Linked DNA regions of Homo sapiens: region 2 is linked to region 1. The links are chromatin contacts, found by Hi-C or POLR2A ChIA-PET in ENCODE. All regions are on one chromosome and are shown on one strand. The core of a region is the stretch at or near the end of the contact, and the rest is flanking DNA. Distances in the headings are between cores, read along the strand shown. Region 1 overlaps LOC105372019 (a long non-coding RNA gene). Region 2 has its middle 26 kb from the start of CTAGE1.

Region 1 (4,547 bases), core at 1,852-4,351:
CCGCTTCTCCAGCGCCAGGAGGCCGCAATTTGTAAGGCGAAATTAAAAATGCACCACGTGTCGGCCCGGAGGCTAACGATGTTTATACAGACATACCACACCGAGGGAACCGGCCCATCATTCCGCACTGGGCGCGGAGAAGAGGGGGTGAGGGCGCGGCCGGCCCGCCCCTCCCCCGCCGCCTTCCTGCGCCGCAACCTGGACTTGACCCCCGCGAGCCTGGCTCGGCGCGTCCGGGGCCGCCCAGCCGGAGCCGGGCGCTGAGACCGGCGGCCCGGGCCGGCGTCGCTGCGCGCCTGAAGACCCGGGCGGCCAGACGCGCCCACCACCCCGCCGCGCGCGCAGACCGACCCCGCAGCGCGGCCGGACCCTGGCGCTCCCGGCGGGGAAACGTTTCCAATGCCTGGAGCTTTTGTTTGATAGCGAGGGAGGTGGGTACGGCGCTTGGTGGGGGTGAGGGGAGCAGAAAGAGAGAGAGTTTGGTCCCCAAGTATTGAGCTGTGAGAGAGCAGGGGCAACTCCAGGGCCAGCATTCAGAGCGGAGAATTAGAGCTGCGCACGCCCCAGGTCGGATGCGACAACGAGGTCCCCGGGCCTCAGCAGCTAGGTGACACTGGGCAAGTCTCAGCAGCTCTGGGGGCCTCAACGTCTCAACTGTAAACTCTGGGCACGCGGCTAGCGCCACGTCCTCTCCAGCCCTAACATTCTGTGATTCTAAACTTGTCTGATTTGTCTCATATGTTGCAAGGCTCGTAGCAAAAAGAAAAAAATACTCCATAACTATTTAACAGGAATTAGCTGAAGCACAGCTCTAGAGAGAGAGACACACACACACGTTTCAAATAACCCGAACACTAGAACCTAGTGAATTTTATACCTTTACTAAACTTTAGCGATTATTTGTTTCTTTCGTAACAAAGGTTATTGATTAGATTTAGTGCTGAAAAAAACCAACAACGTGCGCTTCGGTCATTTGTCTTATGGAGGAAACATAAATCTATAAATCTTCCTCCTGTCTCTAAGAAATAAAACTCTCTTCATTTCCAAAGTATGCAGATCTTCCAAAGGCGTATTCTTTCTTCTTTCTAAATCTTTGCTCTTAGACTCCTAAAACCAGTGGCTTTCTTTTCTTAAAATTTATGTGATCTTTAAATAAAGAGAGATAGAAAAAAGCCCCATTCTGCAGTTGCAGTCTGAAAAAAGCTATGTCCAGGAAGAGATATTTAGATTTTATTTTGAGAGAGTTTTTAATCTGAAACAAAATGATTTCTCATCTCCTAAAAATGTACGCAAAATAATTTATAAAATGTTACACAAATTTACAGTATGATTCTTCAAGTATCTCTGGAAAGAGGAACATACAATCTTCTAATTACCCCAAGGAATGTACCACATGTGGGTGGGTGATTCAGAGGCTGGCTAATCTCGCTTCCCCGCATCCCCCAAAACAGTAAAAACAAGGTTTAGATTTCTGACATCTGTCGTTTTAAAAATAATGAATGGAAAGGTGATTGATTTGAACTCTTAATTATTACCAAAACAAGGTAACAAGGTGTTCTCTGATTATGTAATGTTCCAAGTGCAAAAGCTCATTTCAGTGAACAGCCTCCTACGTGATCTTCTGCCTAGCTCAGGGTCACCTCCTCCACCTCACTCCTGCCCTCCAGAATTGCTCCCTCTCTAATCAGCGCAGTCCCATTCTGGCCTCGGACAGGCAGGAGTCAAGGGAGACGCGGAAGCACGCAGGCTCCTCCCCCAGCTTCCCAGGGACAATCCTTGCAGCAGGAGGGTTTGTTGTGCTGACCTTGTGAGCGAGTGACCCATAGAGAAGGACACTGTGTGCGGTCACTGAAGTTTTCTGACCTCATTTGTCCACGTCGGTATCAATAAGTCGGCCAGGGGGAGGGGAGAGAGGAAGTGGAAAAGGACGATTATCAGGACATACAGGACAAGGGACTGTGTGCAGCTGCTCTGCTGACAAGGAATAGTTGGAGCTGTGTTTCCTTGAAGGAATTGTTTTAAATTGAAGGTTGGCCTGGTGTTCACAGCACTCCCACCAGCCTTTCTGCTCATTTCCCCACCATGATCTCAGCCTCCTATCTCCTCGGAAAGTTCCTATGCCAGGGCAGTGTGTTATGCCCAGGACACAGACTCCAGGGCCAGATGACTTGGGTTTGAATCCAGTTTCATCACCTGCAAAATGGAAATGATAGTAGTTCCAGCTTGTAAGAGTGTGTGAGGTTGAACTAAGTTATCACATCCTTAGAAGTGTGCCTAGCACTGCATAAAGCCTTCTAGATACTTCCTTCCATGGTTTTGTTCAGGTTTCCTCTCTCAGCTGGAGGGGTGCCAGCTTTACTCACTCACTGCTGCTTCAAGCTGCTCTGAGCAAGGATCAAACCTTGGCTTCTCCAGGAAGAAAAGATGTGTTATCAGATTTGCCTTTGAAAAGATCTCATGGGGAATCTAAGGTGTAGAAGACTCCCAAACGATCCTTCCTGGGAAGGCTACCACTTATTGAACCCAACTCAATAAATGCCAATTTGTACACTATTCCATTTAAACTTTACAACAGCCCCAAAAGAAGTATTTTTATTCCATTTTATAAGGGAGAAACAAGGACAAAAAGAGGTTAATGGCATTCCCCTGATTGCACAAGTAGGATCAGAGCACAACAATAATAAATAACATTAACTAAATAGCTGACCCGTGCAAGGTATTGAACACCTTGCTATGTCTTCATTCATTTAACGCTCACAGCCACCCTGGGAGCCAAATACTATTATTCTCCCTACTTTGCAGCTGAGGAACTGAGGCAGAGAGGCCTTATCAGCAAACCCCACAAGTAGAAAGTGGTAGAACTGCATTTGAGTGCAGGCCTGCTGGCTCCCAGCCTATAGATCCAACCCCAGTACATGCTCCCTGTGCTCCTCTGCCCACCAGTGACCGGAAAGCCCCAGCCACGCTGACCTCATTGCCCCTGGCTGTAGTCACCATCCAGAAAGTCCTTGAGAACTGCAGATCTCAGTTCTGTGAGAAACAAAAACTACCATATGTCATTGCCTTGTGCCTATTTGAATTTTTGAGACAGAGTGAATGTTGTTCTGTTTTTTTGTTGTGGTTTCCAGGAATCATAATGTCATGTTTAAGTATTGAGAAAGGATGGCTTTTTCCTGTCATTTGCAAGGGATTTTCTTTTCTCCTCCTGAATATTTAGGAATAGGTGGCCCTCAAAACTTTCCATCCAGCCTGAGCTGGCTCAGATGTGTAAGTGCTGGGACCACGATGAATCTTCTACAAGGCTCCAGAAAAAGAAGTTCCTGTGAGCAGCTGGCCAAGGGAGAAGGGAGAGGCACAGCCCCTCCTAAGCAGGCAGAAATCTAGCACCCACCCCTTAAGCCACAAGCTCAGCCTCAGCTCCAGTTCCTCACTAGCCCTTCTGCACCTTGACCTTAAACTCTCTGAAGTGCATGTAAAACCTTGCCAACCAGAGCTTCCTGTTGTTCTTTTGCAAAGTGAGACATTCACAGGTTTTTTCCCTTTTCACCAAACAGGCTTGTGTTTAGAAGTTATTTGAAGCATAAAAAGTAAAAGTTCAACCCTTTCATCCTCCCAAAGGTATTTTTCCAGAGTTGAAATAAGCAAATATTTTGGTAACAATTTGGTAAAGTAAAATGAATTTCCTTTGGAATTGGTCAATAAGTGTGATTTTCTGTCTTTTCATTTTATTATTAATATGTTGGAAAGTTGAGAAGCCCTTGGTTTATGCATGCAGCCACTCTCTGTACCCACAGGAAACACTACTGCGTGAGATGACAATAACCCCTGTTAGAGGCTGTCCTGTCAACAGTGAGTGACACTGTCAACCACTAGATAAAGAGATCAGGATCTGACCCCAGAGCTTAACCTAATTCAGTTCACATATAATGAGATTCGTTGGTGCTAGTTCAGCTGCAGATAGGTGAGATGAAATAATAATAATAATAGTTAACACGGACATGTGCCGGGTTACCTTACATATATTAACTCATCCTCAAGCAACCCTAAGAAGTATTATTATTATCCTTATGTTACAGATGAAGCACTGAGAAGTTAAGTAACATGCCCAAAGTGACACAGCTGCTAAGTGATGGAGCTGAGATGTAAACTCAGGCATTCTATATCCATAGTCCATATTCTTAACCACCACAGAATGCTGTTTCCCGTGGTATTTTGAGTTTTGGTAGGTGATTAATATCTCAGTAGGAGTGAAACAGAAAACACAGGCAGTGCAAAGGAGTCTCAAGAGAAAAGTTTCTGATGCCAGGCTGCCTGGTCCAGTCCTGACTCTGTGCTTGTTAAATGTGCAGCCTGTCTTGGTTTCTTTATCTTTCTGTGTGTCACCCACTGTCAAATGGAAAAGCTAAAGGAACCTTCCCATAGGGCTATGTGGGGATTAAATGGCCTAAAACATGAGTGTGCGCCATGAAGACTAGCCATTGTTATGGGTGCATGGTCACTTTCTGAAATGCAAGGGTCCAAGTGTGTTTGGAATTCAGACTCTTTCC
Region 2 (4,547 bases), core at 1,487-3,986, 46 kb before region 1:
GTAGCCTGGAATCGTGAGATGTCCCTCATTTTGATTAGTGAATATTGCCACAAATTGGCATTGTAGCTGTTAGGTTGAACTTTTACGTTGGTTCTCAAAGGCCAGTGTTTTAAAAATTACGTAGAAGTGTTTTGTCCCTGAAAGATAATTAGGGATTCTTTACTCTCAGGTTAGTGTAAAAATGGGTAAAATGTCACATGTGTAATGTTTCTCTCCCCTATTTTCATATACCCATGGTGCCTACTGCTGCTAACCTGCTAGTAAATTCCCACAGATAACAAGTGAGCAATGACCCAGTAAACAAATACTAATAGAAATTCATAAAAAGTCAGTCGTATTTGGTTGATGTGTGTGTGCATGTCCATATTAATAATTTCATAATATGGTCATATTTCTTGCAATAACTTTTTCTGTTTATGCCTTGGAATTGAATATATTGGAACTCTGGTGTTCTGGGATGATTGTAGTGTTCTCTGAAAAGAGTATCATTGTTTCCAGAAGACCCTTTGCTTACTCTGAGAACCAGTCTAAGAGACAACCTACCTTGACTTGAAATGGAATGATAAATATATCATTCAAACTTGACTTTTAAGCTTCTTGTTATAGAAGTGTTTACCATGCCAAAACATTTTGCCACATAAATTATGCCCTCATATCAGTTAATGGAGAAACAGCTGGCAGAGTAAACATGGGGAACACCAGCCAATGCAGACAACATTTGTTACTTAACAACAAAAAAATTATAAGCAAAAACATAACCTATACTTAAAACCTAATTGGAGACCGGGTGTGGTGGCTCACACCTGTACCCAGCACTTTGGGAGGCTAAGGTGGGTGGATCACGTGAACCCAGGGGTTTGAGACTAGGCTGGGCAACACAGAAAGACCCTGTCTCTACTAAAAATACAAAAACTAACCAGGCGTGGTGGCACATGCCTGTAGTCCCAGGTACTTGAGAGGCTGAAGCATGAGAATTGCTTGAACTGGGGAGGCAGAGGTTGCAGTGAGCCAGGATCACACCACTGCACTCCAGCCTGGGTAACAGAGTGAGACTGTCTCAAAAAAAAAACAAAAAAAAAAAAACCTAATTGGAGATTGCACTTACGTAGTTGTACCAGACACTATGTAAGTGTCATGCCTCCCCTATGATCTTTGAAATAGAAATATACTCTATACAGTCCCTCAGAAGGTCTTAGGATTGTGTCCAGTTTGCCCACAGAGATATATTTTTATTGCCTTTTTTCTCTCTTCCCTGGTTCACTTCCTCACTGCATTTCCCGGGATCACCTTCCAAACAAACACTCTGCACACAAATCCTTGTCTCAGACTCTGCTTTCGAGAAATTCAAAGCAAGTTATTAGTATACCTAAAAAATATCTCACTGATCCCTGGAGTAGTCCAAGGGAAAATAATAATAGTGAATATGTCCTTATTAAAATAATAATGGCCATCATTATTGAGTGCTTACTATGTGCCAGCCATTGTACTAACACCTCTACTTAGAGTATCTCAGTTGATCCTCATAGTAATCATGTGAATTAGGTGATATTATTTCCACTTTACACACAATAAAACTAAAGCATGGGGAGGTTTGGTCATTTGCTCAAGGTGACAAGTAAATGCCAGGGCTGGGGTTCAAACCCAAATCCTTTGTGCTTTTTTTTTTTTTCACTAGCTCATGCAAGTGTGGTTTTGTCATTTATACCACAATTATGATAATAATATTTTTTAAATGATCAACCCACAAGAAACACCTTTGTAGTAAGTATAGACATAGGAAGAGAAAGAACCCCCTTGTTCTCAACATGTGTCTTTTCAATCTCAGAGAAAATAAATGTAAAGCAGTTATGCAATATTTTTTTTTTGAGACAAGGTCTTGCTCTGTCACTTAAGCTGGAGTGCAGTGGCATGATCATGGTTCACTGCAGCCTCAACTTCCTAGGTTCAAGTGATCCTCCCTCCTCAGCCTCTCGAGTAGCTGGGACTATAGGCACATGCCACCACTCTCAGCTATTTTTTTGTATGTTTAGTAGAGACAGAGTTTTGCCATATTGCCGAGGCTAGTCTCAATTACGTGATTTTTTAAAAATCAAAATTAATCTGGTACAGGTTTTGTTTTTAATCCAAGCCATCTCCATTCTTTACTTTGGAATCATAAAGATTAATCATTAAAGCATTTGCTTTCTTAAGTTTCCAAGTTCTCAAGAACAGGTCTGGAATCCAAGACATTTCTGCGTTGGCTCAGCCTCTGGGCTCATTGGCTCCCTTGCAGTTTTGCCACTGGTCACACTGGTGCTTGTACCCAGCATCCCTAGGACTGAAGTGGAGAAATCAAGAGGGACAAGCTCTGGTCCCCACCCAGCCATGGGAGCAGGAACACACAACCTGCTGGTGCTCCAGCTGCCTTGTTTCCTCCTTCATAAAAAGGGAGTTTTATGAGCTCTAACCATGCTAAACTTCTCTAGAGGTCCCTAAAGGGTTTTCCTTTTCCTTATTGCACAAGTAAGATAGGAACAAATTTTTGTTTGAAGCAATACACAAGTATACAGAATAAAGTATGACGAGTCCCCAGGCCATCAACCCACCACCTTTCCCACTTCCTTCAGCAGAGGTTTCTACTGTTGCTAGGGTGATGTGTATCATTCTAGTATTTTCCCATGCAAGGTGTCATGAATGTTTTTGTGGCATGATGACACAGAGCCCTCGGGATTGGCCGGGTTCCAGAGTATGACCAACATGCATATCTTCTCCACATTCAGGGGAAATGGAGCCTGTAGCAAAAGAGAAAGTGAATTACTAATTGGATTTATGGCCATTACTCCCAGAGCAGCCCTCTGCCCTCAGTCATCTCGATAGCAGTTCAGATATAATCTCTCTCTGCAAAAGATCCAGAAGACTCTGTAAGGAGAAAGCTGGTACATCTCCTGTTCACCCAATAAAAAGTCAGATTGTTATTAAACTGTCCTTGAAGCTACTGTGATTTACATTCATGTTAATGGTTCTCTTTGTAGAGCAGTCCCTTTAATGGGGGATGCCCTCCGGTTCCTGTTAGTTGCATTTAAAATAAATATTACACCATCTCCAGCTGTCCAGCTCTCCTTGCATGCTTTGATTTGCCACTGAAAGTATAGAGACCAGATATTTTCCCCTGAGAAATGCTCACACATTCAAGGATCCCAACACATTATTGATGTAGTAAAGAGATAGAGGTAACCCACTTGTCCATCACTGGGAGAATGTGGATGGATATTATGGAATAGGATACAACAATCAGAAGCAATGAACTAGATGGATATAAATAAATGTATGGAGAACTTAAAAGCACTGAGTAAAAAGCAAGAAATAGAATGAAGTGCATAGAACAATGCTATGTATATAATTCACATATGTATACATATGCAAATGTACTCATGCCTATGTAAAATAATGTTATGTACATTTTTCAAGGACATATGTATACCCAAGGACATATACCAAACAGAATAGTGTTATATCTCTGGGGCAGAAAGAAATGAGGATGAAAGAAGAAAGAGAAAAATTATCAACGAACACCGAAGCAGCTCTTACAAGGAATGATGAACTGAAGATGATGCTATGAAAACTTAATGCTTTGTTCCTGAGAGGCAGTGAATAAATACCAAATGAATAAAAGCACAAAGTCACCTTTTACTTTTCTTTCCCTTCAACTTAAATTTCATTACCAATAAGCATTTATAGACCGCTTTCTATCCATGTGACATGATCCCACCTTGAACAAGTCGCTTTACCTCGCTGAGCCTCAGTTCCTTTAATGGTAAAAATAACAAAGGAAAGGAAACATGAACGACATTATTCCCACATCACAATGTTGTAAGTATAATTTCTAAGACTGAAGCAAGGCAACATCTGAGGCCTGGTACACAATGGGCACTGGGCAAGCACACCATTTTATTTTTAAAGTTCTGGGGTACATGTGCAGAATGTGCAGGTTTGTTACATAGGTAAACGTGCGTCATGGTGATTTGCAGCACTTATCAACCCATCACCTAGGTATTAAGCTAAGCATGCATTAGTTATTTATCCTAATGCCCTCCCTCCCTCCACCCCACCCCCTAACAGGCCCCAGTGTGTGTTGTTCCCCTCCCTGTGTCCGTGTGTTCCCATTATTCAGCTTCCACTTATAAGTGAGAACATGCGGTGTTTGGCTTTCTGTTCCTGCATTAGTTTGCTGAGGATAATGGCTTCCTGCTCTATCCACATCCCTGCAGAGGACATGACCTGGTTCCTTTTTATGGCTGCATAGTATTCCATGGTGTATATGTACCACATTTTCTTTATCCAGACTATTATTGATGGGCATTTGGGTTGATTCCATGTCTTTGCTATTGTGAATAGTGCTGCAATGAACATATGCATGCATGTATCTTTGTATTAGAAAGAATTATATTCCTTTGGGTATATACATAGTAATTGAATTGCTGGTATTCAAATGGTATTTCTGGTTCTAAAACTTTGAGGAATTGCCACACCATCTTCCACAATGGTTGAAGTAATCTATATTCCCACCA

What was found. A loop is a pair of places that touch in the nucleus more often than their neighbours do. ChIA-PET counts read pairs that join two places held with the same protein, here RNA polymerase II (POLR2A). Pooled maps may share reads with other maps.
Region 2: a loop to region 1 is called in a map of natural killer cell, with 7 times the contacts of the local background. The contact joins two enhancer-like sites. A Hi-C loop is called at or near these places in 10 of 168 maps with a recorded cell type or tissue (PC-3, Right ventricle myocardium inferior, breast epithelium and 6 more), 1 of 37 single-sample maps with no recorded cell type and 8 of 50 pooled maps. POLR2A ChIA-PET finds 5 or more read pairs at or near these places in 3 of 52 experiments (K562, PC-3 and T-cell).

The regions. Positions count from the first base shown.
Region 1 is chr18:22,344,350-22,348,896 of GRCh38, reverse strand. LOC105372019 (a long non-coding RNA gene) reads left to right here. Exons shown (of 2, transcript XR_935282.4): 2 at 1-1,051. Among named protein-coding and RNA genes, the nearest start is that of CTAGE1, 71 kb to the left of the region's middle. Within about 2 kb of position 3,101, at least 6 of the 41 ENCODE cell types and tissues checked have a DNase peak (open chromatin) inside an H3K27ac peak, as active enhancers do; they include natural killer cell, where a contact is called at or near this core.
Region 2 is chr18:22,389,925-22,394,471 of GRCh38, reverse strand. No RefSeq gene overlaps it. Among named protein-coding and RNA genes, the nearest start is that of CTAGE1, 26 kb to the left of the region's middle. Within about 2 kb of position 2,736, at least 8 of the 41 ENCODE cell types and tissues checked have a DNase peak (open chromatin) inside an H3K27ac peak, as active enhancers do; they include natural killer cell, where a contact is called at or near this core.